4 separate regions of the Homo sapiens genome follow, and all the other regions are linked to region 4. The links are chromatin contacts, found by Hi-C or POLR2A ChIA-PET in ENCODE. All regions are on one chromosome and are shown on one strand. Each heading gives the region's core, a stretch centred on a gene start or an enhancer-like site at or near the end of the contact. The rest is flanking DNA. Distances are from core to core; before and after follow the strand shown. Region 1 has its middle 11 kb from the start of CCR7. Region 2 has its middle 34 kb from the start of CCR7. Region 3 holds the start of SMARCE1 (SWI/SNF related BAF chromatin remodeling complex subunit E1). Region 4 has its middle 23 kb from the start of EIF1.

What was found. A loop is a pair of places that touch in the nucleus more often than their neighbours do. ChIA-PET counts read pairs that join two places held with the same protein, here RNA polymerase II (POLR2A). Pooled maps may share reads with other maps.
Region 1: a loop to region 4 is called in a pooled map, with 2.0 times the contacts of the local background. The contact joins two enhancer-like sites. A Hi-C loop is called at or near these places in 1 of 168 maps with a recorded cell type or tissue (B cell), 16 of 37 single-sample maps with no recorded cell type and 14 of 50 pooled maps. POLR2A ChIA-PET finds 5 or more read pairs at or near these places in 6 of 52 experiments (B cell, CD4-positive, alpha-beta memory T cell, GM12878 and 2 more).
Region 2: a loop to region 4 is called in a map of heart left ventricle, with 4 times the contacts of the local background. The contact joins two enhancer-like sites. A Hi-C loop is called at or near these places in 1 of 168 maps with a recorded cell type or tissue (heart left ventricle), 11 of 37 single-sample maps with no recorded cell type and 8 of 50 pooled maps. POLR2A ChIA-PET finds 5 or more read pairs at or near these places in 1 of 52 experiments (activated B cell).
Region 3: a loop to region 4 is called in a map of endothelial cell of umbilical vein, with 5 times the contacts of the local background. The contact joins the promoter of SMARCE1 here to the enhancer-like site in region 4. A Hi-C loop is called at or near these places in 9 of 168 maps with a recorded cell type or tissue (CD8-positive, alpha-beta T cell, aorta, ascending aorta and 6 more), 7 of 37 single-sample maps with no recorded cell type and 25 of 50 pooled maps. POLR2A ChIA-PET finds 5 or more read pairs at or near these places in 7 of 52 experiments (CD4-positive, alpha-beta T cell, H1, PC-9 and 4 more).

Annotation. Positions count from the first base shown.
Region 1 is chr17:40,575,094-40,578,097 of GRCh38, reverse strand. No RefSeq gene overlaps it. Among named protein-coding and RNA genes, the nearest start is that of CCR7, 11 kb to the right of the region's middle. Within about 2 kb of position 1,602, at least 3 of the 41 ENCODE cell types and tissues checked have a DNase peak (open chromatin) inside an H3K27ac peak, as active enhancers do; they include B cell, where a contact is called at or near this core.
Region 2 is chr17:40,597,935-40,600,977 of GRCh38, reverse strand. No RefSeq gene overlaps it. Among named protein-coding and RNA genes, the nearest start is that of CCR7, 34 kb to the right of the region's middle. RefSeq lists enhancers at 1,580-1,879, 2,087-2,381, 2,808-3,017. Within about 2 kb of position 1,662, at least 13 of the 41 ENCODE cell types and tissues checked have a DNase peak (open chromatin) inside an H3K27ac peak, as active enhancers do.
Region 3 is chr17:40,645,986-40,649,189 of GRCh38, reverse strand. It overlaps SMARCE1 (SWI/SNF related BAF chromatin remodeling complex subunit E1), which reads left to right and starts at 1,372. Exons shown (of 11, transcript NM_003079.5): 1 at 1,372-1,417. RefSeq lists a silencer at 839-1,133.
Region 4 is chr17:41,664,610-41,667,605 of GRCh38, reverse strand. No RefSeq gene overlaps it. Among named protein-coding and RNA genes, the nearest start is that of EIF1, 23 kb to the left of the region's middle. RefSeq lists enhancers at 116-345, 1,216-1,345, 1,766-1,855, 1,376-1,893, 1,894-2,413 and a silencer at 1,406-1,645. Within about 2 kb of position 1,570, at least 39 of the 41 ENCODE cell types and tissues checked have a DNase peak (open chromatin) inside an H3K27ac peak, as active enhancers do; they include B cell, CD4-positive, alpha-beta T cell, CD8-positive, alpha-beta T cell and 5 more, where a contact is called at or near this core.

The sequences.
Region 1 (3,004 bases), core at 353-2,852, 1.1 Mb after region 4:
TAATTCACATGCCCTTGATGTAAATGTCAATTTGGGTGTCCCTGAAGTTAAGTGCTCTCAGAGTTCAGAGGACAAACTGTGGTATAGGTAGGGCCTGCCTGGGCCTCAAAGGATGGGTAGGATTTGGAAAGTGATACTGGGCTCCCCCTATACTCTCCCTCCATAAAGAGCAGATTTGTAGTGAATCGTCACGAACTGCATGCTAACATGCAGAGGGGAAGCTCACAATCAGTACTAAGAAATGCTAGGGATTCCCCATCACCTCACTCAGAGAACCAGCTAAGAAACTGAAACTGGAGTCTCCTGAGACCAAGTGTGCAATGTCCATGCAGCTAGAATTGGAAGGTCGGAGGACAGTCAAGGGAGGAATCAGGTCTGGGTTGGACAACACCACTTGGCATCAAGCACAGGCTGCTGAGGAAATCAGAACCAAGGAGCGGCCCTTTATCCCCCTGACAACCTGGCACATCTGCCACGAACTCTCCAGTTCTAGTCTGTTCATAAACTCTTATTCCTCTGGGACCTTCTGTGGGGAGTCTATGCTAGCTAAAGAACCAAGAAAATTCTCATGGATAAAAAAGATTATCCTGAGAAAGAAGCCTAGAGTTTGTAGGGTCTAATCCTATTGCTTTTCGGATGGGCATCCAAGAACCAGAGAGAAGTGACTTGCCCAAGGTCACCTAGAAGTTATAGGAGAGGCAGGACTGAAATACAGACAGGTCTGGCATTAAGCTCATTTTTATTTTTATTTTTATTCTTTTAGACAGAGTCTCACTCTGTCACCCAGGCTGGAGTGTAGTAGCACAATCATAGCTTGCTGCAGCCTCAAACTCCTGGGTTCAAGCAATCCTCCCACCTCAGCCTCCCAAGTAACTAGGACTGTAGGTGCTCACCACCACACCCAGCTAAGTTGTTTATATTTTAGTAGAGACAGGGTCTCACTCTGCTGGCCAGGTTGATCTCAAACTCCTGGCCTCAAATGATCCTCCCTTCTGGGCCTCCCAAAGTACTAGGATTAAAGGTGTGAGCCACCAGCCTAAACTCATTTTTTAAGGTGCATCTGGCACATGGAAAAGGACTCCAGCAGAAAGCTTCTGAAATAGTTCCAAACTGAAGTTGCCCTGACCTTTCTTACCAACACACCTGCCAATGTATAACCTCTTAGAGTCCTTCCACCTAGTTCCAGAGATTGCTGATATCCCTAAAAGTGAATCTGCTCCAAAAGCCGGTGATAAGGGCAACCAAAACCTTTGGGCTGAAGCAAAATTTTGGCAAGAATTTCTCATGCCTTCATTTGGGCAATTGGGAATAATGGAGAATGGCTAAGCAAGGGGCTGGGTGCCAGGGGAAGGTCCCAGACTTCAGTCTCAGAAGGCCAAAGCTTAGGTCCTTCTAGGCTGTCTAATCACCTCACTTTACACTTGAGAACAATGAAGCCTAGAGAGAGCAAGAAACTTACCCAAAACTACACTGGCAGCTGCCAAAGAGCTAGGCTCATGCATTACACCCCAATGGAATGTTTTTTATAAGTTTAGAGAGAATGAAAGCTATTCTACCTGCTTGTCTGTCTTGCTATCAGCCCCGTGCAATCTTCGGTTTCCTTCCCTTGTTTGAAGTCGAGTGCCATGTCAGACTTGCTCTTGACCATAATAACCGTTGACAACAGGGGTATGATCTAACCTTAACTTCTTCTATAACTTAAACTCCTTGGGGACAGTAATCACCTTGTATCAATCAGAGTCAAAGCAAACAAGAGCCACTCTAGGTATTCCAAACAGAAGAAATTTAACATAGAGAACCAGTTATACAGGTGATGGAAGAGCTGAAGCCAAACAAGGGAGGGCAAGGCCACCCAGAGATTAATAACCGCAGGAAGTTGCCACCACCCCTAGAGCTGGAGGGACACAGGGAGAAGGTTATGTTACCAAAACCCAGAAACTGGGGCAGGAGCTGGAACCATGATGGGGGTTACTTATCAAGTGCTGGTACCACAGTGGTAGGGGCTGGCTGATGGACTCTGGAATCAAAGACTTGTAGCTGCTGCTGGGATGCCAATGAAAGCATAGAGAAAAGAAACATTCTAATAATGGAAAAAGATATAACACCCAAAAAGTAGTAGTATGTATATTAGATATGTCATTCAAAAATGCTAGACTAATATCAAACAAAATAGACTTTCAGACAAAATTTGTTTATAAAGACAAAGAAGGACATTTTATAATGATAAATGGGTCAATCCAGGCTGGGTGTGGTGGCTCATGCCTGTAATCTCAGCATTTTTGGAAGCTGAGGCAGGAGGATCATTTGAAGCCAGGAGTTTGAGACCAGCCTGGACAACATAGCAAGACCTCATCTCTACAAAAAAAAAATTGTTTAAATAAATTAGCCAACCATGGTGTCATGCACCTGTAGTCCCAGCTACTCGGGAGGCTGAGGTAGGAGGGCTGCATGAGGCCAGGCGTTTGGGGTTGCAGTAAAGTATGATTGTGCCACTGCACTCCAGCCTGTGTGACAGAACAAGACCCTGTCTCTAAGAAAAAGGATGAAAATTTTTCAAAAAGAGTCAATCCATCAGGAAGACATAACAACTATAAATATATATGCACCTAAATAACAGAGCCTAAAAATATATGAAACAAATATTGACAGAATTGTCAAAGAAATAAGAGAAACACATAAAGCAAGAAATAAGAGAAACACATAATTCAACAATAATAGAAACTTAAATATCCTCCTTTCAATAATAGATACAACAACTAAGCAGTTGATCAACAAGAAAACAGAAGATTTGAACAATGCTATGAACCAACTAGACCTAACGTCTATCTATAAAACACCACCCAACAACAGCAGAATACATATTCTTCTCAGATATACATAGAACATTCTCCAGGATAGGCCATCTGTTAGGACATAAAACAAGTCTCAAAAAATGTAAAAGAATTGAGATCAGACAAAGTCTGTTCTCTGACCACAACCAGTAACAGAAGGAAATTTGAAGAAT
Region 2 (3,043 bases), core at 413-2,912, 1.1 Mb after region 4:
TAACAAGGTTCGAAAAAAAAATGTTTTCAACCACCAACAGGCAACCCTTCGTTTCAAAGTTCAGCACACCTTTAACGAGCACTGACTATGTGCCAGGTGTCACCTTAGGTGTTGGTGATAAAGATGAATGGAATGCATCCCTGCCCTCTAAGAACTCAAGAAAGGGGAGAATTAACAACTTGGCTTTAAGTCAAGGGAGGACAATATAGATGCTAAATAAAGGTACCAAAGTCACACTGGGAGCAGGAAAGAAAAGCCCACGATTCCTCACAGCAATGCTGGGAAGTCTGAAGGGGTGGCATTTGAGCTGGCTCTAGAAAGGTTGAGTCCAGGCGCTGGTGAGAGGTAGGAGGTGATGATATTTGGCAAACACCAAAAAATGCTGGAAGGCTCGGGGGATTGGAAAGTTATTGCTTCCACCCTCCAGTGGCTCCTATATTTATCAACCGTCTACGGTCAGGAAGCTTCTCCTTGAGTCTCTCCAACAGCCTCCTATTGCAGCTTAAACCCCTTCCTCTCGTTATCTATATAGTGGGAATGGGAGGCAGCTTGAATGCATTCTCCATAAATTCACCTCCAGAGACTTCTAGCCAAGGCAAACACCAAGCATGGTATGATATGTTTTCACTGATGAGTTGGTCCCTTTTGCATTATTTGCTCCTTCTATAAAAACAACATCGACTTGTAATGTCAATATGTCCATTTACCAGCCTGGGCAATATAATGAAACCCTGCCTCTACAAAAAATAAAAAAATTAGCCAGGTGTGGTGGCATGTGCTGGTAGTCCCAGCTACTTGGGAGGCTGAGGTGGGAGGATCAATTGAACATGGGAAGTCAGGGCTGCAGTGAGCTGTGCTCGTGCCACTGCACTCCAGCCTAGGTGACAAAGCAAGACCTTGTCTTAAAAAAATAGAGGTAGATAGATAATGTGTGTGTGTGTGTGTGTGTGTGTATAGTTTTTTGTTTTTTGTTTTTTTAAGTTGCAAAACTCAAGACCATAGGGCAAACATCAAGGTGACCTGAATTCCCCAGGCCGCTGGTCGTTAACCCAACTTTTCCCCCATTATTAGGATGGCCAATGCCAGCCCCATAGAGAGAAAGGGGCAGCCAGTTCAAATCCTGGCTCTTCTACTTAGGCCCTTGTGAATTCCCTTGGGTAAACTCACTTTTTCATCTCCCTGGGCCTATAAGACATGGATGGTATGAATAGTGAAAAGTTAGGTTTGGGGAGGTAAGGGAAGCCTTTTGTTAATAATAATAATAATCACCTGTGACTCCCATCCATGTGGGCTCACGTCAAGCGGGCCAGCCCCTTGCCTTCTCTTTTTGTGAGTCTCTGTGACCCACAAACACACACCCTTTCAACCGAGTCTGCCATGTATTTCAGGAATAACACATGTTCCGGAAGACGGCCTTTCTTGGGAAACTCACTGAAAAATGAATTAAGGGACTTGCCCAACTGTGTCTCGGGGCAGGAGGTAAGAAGGGCATGACAGCCACGGGACCTTTTCCACCCATTGACCGACACTCCCTCTTTCCCCAATTCTGCCCTACAACGTCAGAGACCGGATCAAATTTCCCTACTTGCTCTGTCTTCACCTCCCCTTTCTCCCCTGCTCTGTGACGCATGATGTCCCTGGAGAGTCCCCCACATCATCACAGAACAAAAACAAAAACAGCAGAGAAAAAATGCCAAACCTCGCTCCCCCTGCCCCCTCTACTATGAGTCGCCCACACGATGAGGGTGCTTGGTTTCAAATACTAGAAATGAGATGGCCTTTTTTTTCTTTTCACTTCTGCTATTTACACAGAAGTGCCTCGGTGCTAAACCCACCATAATTCAAGTTTATTTTTGGATTTCTCAGCTGTAGAAATCTACAGAATGCCAAAATGGGCTGAAGCAACTCTGTCAATAGGAGGAAGGAGAGGGTGGAAGGGAATGAATGTTGTCGAGAACCTGCTGCGGGCTGGGGCCTTACTGATGCGATTTCGTTTCCTCCTTACAAAGACTCTTAGAAGAAACCCTATTATCAATTATCTTTTGAAGATAGTGAAACCGAGATTCTATGTAGTTAAGCAACTTGGTCTAAGTTGAACAATTTGTAAGTGGTGGGACCTAGATTTAAAACCAGGACTGACTCAAAAGCCAAACTTCTTGGTCTCAGCCCTCACTCCCACCCACGTCCGCACCCACCCGCTCTCTTGCTTCCACAGCGAATTATCACGTGCCTTCTGTACCCATGTGTTTGCACTCTCTCTGCCCCAGCCCCCTCCTGTACTTTGCCCTTTTCTGCTTTGGAACAAAAACAGGGCCAACCAGAGAAGGTTCGGGAAATTTATGGTTTGGTTTCGTTTCTCCCCAAAGCATAGTACATGTCTGATTTCAACCCATTTAAGTAACTGACTTCGGGCCCTCTGGGAATCCTGTCGGGGAGGAGAGCCAAGGTGGACAGAACTCTAATGGCAGCATGGAAGACGGCCAGACTTGAAGCCACGCAGATCTGCGCTGGAATCCCAGCTTGGGCACTTAAGGCTCTTAAATGCTGCTAGGCCTCCATTTCTTCATCTATACATTGGCAATGACATACCTATCTGGCAAGTAGCTGGGAGACCCAAATGAGATGATGTGAGGGAAACAGCCCAGGTCAGATTCCAGCACATAGCAGACATCCAAGAAATGTCTCCCTCTTTTCCTCTCCCACATCCTCAGGAAAGGGGTTCAGGGCTGCCACCAGGGAGCCTGGCCTGCAGAGAGCTTTGGTAACTCTCTGAGGAAGCACAGTTAGATTCATTTCGGCCTGTCTCAAATATTTGCAGGGCCCAGGCAAGAGTACAAACAGAGGCCTACGCACTACCTGCCCAGATAGTTACATTATAAATAGAGCTAACAGACTTATAAAATAGGTTCCATTTCATAATGAAACTATACATTTTCATAACGACCTAAAGGGTCATGTTTAAATTTAGAATTCTCAGACTCCTTCGAGAACTCTCAGACTCTCCCCTCAGCTCCCCTTCTCTACTCCCCAGCCTGGATACCTA
Region 3 (3,204 bases), core at 123-2,622, 1.0 Mb after region 4:
TGCAGACTAGAGATGCTTCTAGTCCCTGTTGGCACACTCAGGATGGGGGCTACGGGAAGCCCAAGAATTCAGCCTCTCTCTAAATGTCAACTGTTTTCCAGTAACCACAGGTCAGGGATCCCATACGTTCATTCTCCCTCCACAGTGACCCACAATATCCATCGGGTGTTTATGTATCCAAAGAAGAGGCTACTCATTCCATCTGGTAAACCAACATACTCATGATTTAGTGGAAAGAGCCCTGGAGTGGCACAGAGGGCTGCCTCAATACACACTTACTGAGCGTCTAACAATGAATGGGTCAAGCCCTTCGTAGGCACTGGCAATGGGAAGATGACCAATACAGACGGCTGAACCTTGCTTTCAAGGCCTTCATAAAGCACTGGAGATGACAAACACGGTCCGATACAAAGGGTCGGGTTCAGGACTCCAACCATTATTATCAAAGAGCCACGGGAATACAAAGGAAGGATTACTAGGGGGGAAGTTCCAGGAGGGCATCACAAAGAGACCTCTGAGCTGGATCCAGAAGGACAGATGAGTTTAAGCTGAAAGTGGGGACGGTCGTTCCCGCTGGTGGGAACCGAAGGAGCCGAGGCAGCGCTGAGGCGGAGACCAGGTGGCACCCGCGGCGCTGCAAGGACACACAAGCTGTTGCGAGGGGGTCAACTCTCCGGGCCTTGGCTTAGAAACCTGGGACGATTACACCCTAAAAGCGCTTGGAAAAACTGCAGAACTCGTGCTGATTTTCGCCAAAGCTACTCCCCCGCCGTGAGGGCAGGAAGCCCTGCGAGGCGCCTGCGAGGACGCAAACGCCGCGAAGCAAGTCCTCCACGCCTCCATCCCAGGTTTAGTGAAGTGTAGACTCTGACCCACAGCCTAAAGGAAAGCAAGACCGGAGTCGGGGAGGGCCCCTCCAGGAGCGGGCTCAGCGGGAGTCTGGCCGAACTGCTTGCTGCCACAGTGGTTCCGCGGCCTCGCGCTGAGCGCCATCCGCCGTCTCCCACCGCGGCCCCCACCGCCCCTCCGCAAGGCTCGGCACCTCCCGCCACTTCCTCGGTCGCTGCGGCGGCTCCGGCTCCTCACAGCCGCTAAACCCAGGCCTATTCTGTGTTAGGTCGGGCCTCCTCGGCCCTCTTCGCCGTGACGAATCAGCGCCCGGCTGGGAAAGTATCAAAATTCGGGGAGTTTTGAGGATCCAATGGGTCCTGAAAAAAATCCCTGAGTGTGCTAAGCATCACCGCATCTTCACTAGAAGGTTAGTTTTTCTAAAGAGGGTCGGGTGGGGCCCGGAAAAAAAAAAAAATTAAGAAGAGTGTGGAAAGTGCGAGTGCGGAAGCTCCGGACGCGAGGGGCGGGGCGAGCGCGGGACAAAGGGAAGCGAAGCCGGAGCTGCGGGCGCTTTTTCTGCCCGCGGGTGAGTGTTTCCAAGTGGGACGGACCGGGTCGGTGGGTGCAAGTCGTGGTGTCCCCGCTTGGCTAGACCCCGAGTTCCCGGGGGTTGCTGGGGTTCAGCCTTGGCCGTGGGGCCAGAGCCAGGAGCCGGTTGAGGCCTCCTTGAGGCCTAGCAGAGCGAGGGTTGGGAGGGAGTCCCATCTGGGGCCCCCTCCTTGGAGGCAAGGCCAGTCCCCCGAAATTGGTCAAAGCACCTGTGAATACCCCGTTTTAGGGGAGTTGCTAGTAAAGTACATTCTCCAAGACAAAGAGAGCGACCTCAGGAAGCCGTGGGCAAGGCAGGTCCGTGGTTCACCCCCCACCCGGGCAGAAGGTTCCCCCATTGGTTCAGGCAGCGACTTGAGGACGAGCAGAGCTCTGAAATAGTTTGGCCTGGGTTTGAAACCCAACTTTGGCACTTCCTGGCTGCATATGGCTTCAGACAAGTTGTTTAAACTTTCCGAGACTCCCTTGTTTCATCTGTAAAATGGGGATAGCTGTACATATAAAGTACTTGTGAGTGTTAAGCGAAATAGTGTCATAAGCGTACCCCGTATAAAGTATTTCTTGAACAAATATTTATCGGGTATTTATTTTTATGCCAGGCACCAAAGATGGATCCAACGGTGGACAAATGTACAAGCCCACTCTTAAATTTTGTATTCTAGCAAAAGAGAGCAATAATTTTAAAGTATTAACAATGAAGTATAACGTACAGGGAGCTTATGTTAGTTGTCAGGGTCCCCTGCAGCGAGGCCTGCTGGATGTTGACAGCTCCCTTAATGTGAGCAGAAAGGAAATCTACACCAGAGTCAAAGGTTTCTGGCTGTTCTTTAAGAGGGAAAGACTCAGGTTGGACCATTGAGAAAATGAGCTGTTTCTTTCCACACCAGGACTCATTCCTTATGCTCCAGGGAATTTCCTTAAAATTAATAATAGAAGCGAAAAATCAGATCTATTCCACATGTTTGGTTGCAAATACCTCCAATAGTCATAGAAGTTTATTTGCCTTCTTTCCAAAGATGAATTTTTGTCTTTTTGTACCTCACTATTTGTGATGTATGTTGATGTAAAGAACAAGCTCACATGTGCCTGGTTATGTTGTGAGCTGGTAATACTAGGAAAAAATTTCCTAAGAATTGAGCTAGGTCCTGACATGGTCCCTCTTTCCAAGTAGCATACAATCTAGCCATATTGATAAGTTAAAAAAAAGTTATAATAATATAGATCTGTGTAAACTGTATAGGAATACAGATGGGGGAGCAGTTAATTCTGCCCAGGTAATGTATCAAGAAAGTTCCCTTGAGGAGAAAAATTTTGAAATGGGCTGTGAATGATGAATAAAAGTTTTTCAGGTAGACTCTCAAAATTTATTCCCAGCATTTATGAAGCTATTTACCATTATAAGAGAATGTGAAGTTCATTGTCATACCAATTACCTTTTGCACTGCTTCCAGGAATAAAATGCTGCCTAATTTTAATAAAAATTGTTATCCCAAAAGCATGATACAGTTGCTGATCAGGGAGCTGTCAGTATCTGGTAGGCCTTGTTGCGTTGGACCCTGATAATACATCACTTTCTATTCTCATCCTTGTATCAGTCTGATGAAATGTTTACATGGCGTCAGCAAAATGTTTTCCATACAAGAGGTAGCTTAGTATCACAAGAAAAAACCTGAAAGTACATTTCTAAATATCCCCAGTACTTTATTTTAGTCATTTAATTCTAATCAACCAAATGACCTATAAGAACTAGTTAAAATACACAAA
Region 4 (2,996 bases), core at 321-2,820:
TAGACTTGGGACAAGCTGGATTCCTGAGAATCCGTGTTTCCTGCCCCTGTGCCTTTGCTCAGGCTGGTCTCTCCGCCTGGAGCGCCTTCCTTCATCTCTGTTTGCCCCAGCCCCGCCTGCCCTGTAAGGCCCAGTCTCGACACGGCTTTGCTGCAGGAGGGCTTTCTCGATGTGCTTCGGGGCAGGCTGCCTCCACCTTTTGGAACCTTTTGCACGATCTTCTATTTTGGGCGGTATCTGGCGCCGAGTTGAGTGTTGGATCATGTCATTTGAAGGCCATCCTACCGAACTGTAAGCTCTTTCAGGGCACGGGCTGCGTCTTGTCCCTTTCTATGTCCCTTGTAGCCTCAGCATGGGGCCCGGTTTCACTCAACCCAAGGGTGACCCGGCATTTCAGGTTCAATGCAGAGCGGCCTGACAGGCACACTTCCTGCAATGGCCACAGGATGGCAGCACAGACCGGGTTTCGGCACCTAGGCGCGCCTCCCGCACCCACCGCACTATTCAACGTTTCTCGACCCTAGTGGAGTACCCGGTCCCCTGGAGATGTTGTGCAGGAGGGTCCCCTCTCTAGGGCTGGGGGCTTTAGGGCTGGGGAAGAGGCACCAGGGGCAGAGCCTCTGGACCCCACCTGGAGTCCTGTAGTGAGTGCGTTTCCTCCCCTTCCCAGCGGCCCCTTTTCCAAGAGAGAACTTGCGGAGGGGGGAGGGGGTGGGGGGTGAGGAAGGAGCACTAGGGAGGGAGTCGGCGGGTTTGGGTCCTGGTTCTGTGCTGCGGTCCTGGGCAGGTGTGGTGTGTAACGGGAAAGGGCCTGTCACAAAGCGTGGCAAATGTGCTCGTGGCAGATGCCCACGAACGTTTGTCTCCCTGTCCTCTGGCCTCCACCTCCCCTGCAATTTTCCCAAAGGCAAAATGATGGGTTGGACAAACGATAGGAAATGTAGCCACGTTCGCTGCGCATGGGGCAAGGTGGGGGTGGGGGTGGGGTTTCCGGGGCACCAGATCGCTCTGCTCCCATCTCAAGGCCCCTGCTTCTGGAGGCAGGGTTAGCTCCACGTAGGCAGAGGAAACACCCCGGGTTTCTTAGGATTCTTGCTGTGTGACCTTGGGAAGTCCCCGCACGCCTCTGGCTGCAGCTGCCGCCTGTGAAAGAAGGGGCTGCACTTCCTGGATGGTGGAAGGTTGCTAAGGTAACCACAAAGTGCCCGCTCAGCAGCAGCTGCCGTCATCATCATAGTTATTATTATTAGGGTTTCGTCCTGTGCCAGCATTTGACAATTCTAACCCCACCTGGAGGCCTGCTAAGAGAGCAGGCGAGGGCTGGTGATCATTTAGGGATGCCTAAAATGTTTGCAGGGGGAGCAGGAGAGAGGAAGGACAAAGGATGTTCATGAGGGTCAAAGACCTGGGTTTGGGGCTTCTCGGGGCGAGGGGGTGCGGAGGGAGGGCCCCAGATCGCGCCTTCTCCCTTTAGGTCTGGTCCCGGGGTGGCGGCGCGCGTGCGCAGGAGGAGGCCGTGGGCCCGGCCAGCAGAGGGCGCCGCGAGCACCACGCCCGGGCTTAGCTGTGCGGGGCTCCGCCTTGCTGCGCAGTGGGCAAGCCGGTCTGGCTGCGATGGGGGAGGGCTACGCTGGGGAGCTGCGGGTAAGGGCAGCTGTCACCGTTTTCAGTTGTTGGTCGGTGTCCTGTGTGGCATTGTGGGTTTGCCTGTAACCACCACATGTTCATTCATTTAACTAGCACGATCAAGCACCCACAAGTTTCAGCCACTGCTGGGAGTAAAGAGGGGAACGAGGTGCATGCCCGGAGAACCCGCACCCACCATCCAGGTGACAGAGGTCAGCCCAGGGCTGGGGGAGCTTGGAGGAGGAGCCGCCTACCTGGAGAGAACAGGCGAGGCAGACAGAAGGCAGGAAGCACAGAGAGCCCGCTCGCAGCTTGGCAATGTGGGGAGCTGAACAGAGCAAGAACTGTTTGGGGCCATGCTCTCGAACACTGGCCCAGGGCCGGCGATGTCGAAGCCATGATGAATCCAAGGCTAAACTACAGCAGACACAACGGCTGTCCCTAAGGGGGTTATAATTGCGTGCGTGCGTGCGTGTGTGTGTGTGTGGGTGTGTGTGTGTTGGGGGGGGCGCTGGGGGTGGGAGGCTGGGGCGTGTAGGCAAATACCAGGACTGGAAAAAGTAGAGTCCTAGGATCTCGACCCTCCTAGGCCGGCGGGGGTGTCTTGCTGCCTCCCTGTGAAGGTAGATGGGCTGCATGGGGGAAGGAGGGCCAGGTATGTGAGTGGGGGAGTGGACAGAGGGGTGGGGTAGGAACCAAGGGCAGCAGGGAGTCCAGGTGGGAGCAGTTGGGACGGGGATGGAGCAGACAGTCTGGTGGGAGAGTGAGGGGTGGGGGGGACAGTGGGGAGAGGGTGGCAAAGACTGCTTGAGCCTCTGAGCCTCAGTTAACTCAGAGGAGGTTGGCATAACACAGAGGGCAGTAAGGACAGGGACAATGGGAAAAAAAAAATAAAGTGAAGACCATCTTGGTTCCATTATGAGGAGTAGAGTGCCTGGATCAAGGAGGTGATGATGGTTCCATGTGTCCTGGGTAGGTCAGAGAGCAGGACCTGAGAGCATTAGAACTGGTGGCAGCCTTTCAGGCCATCTTATCTGATTCCTTTCTTTTATATATAGGGAAACTGAGGCTCAGAGAAGGGAAGGAAAGGCTACTCCCCCCAGAACAGAGTTCAGCTCTTAATAGCACTTTTTTTTTTTTTTTTGAGATAGCATCTTGCTCTGTTGCCCTGGCTGGATTGCAGTGGCTCAGTCATGGTTCACTGCAGCCTTGACCTCCTGGGCTCAAGTGATCCTCCTGCATCAGCCTCCTGAGTAGCTGAGCCTACAGATGCATGCCACCATGACCGGCTAATTTTTAATTTTTTTGTAAAGGTGGGCGGTGGGGGCGGTCTCCCTATGTTGCCCAGGCTGGTCTCAAACTCCTAGGCT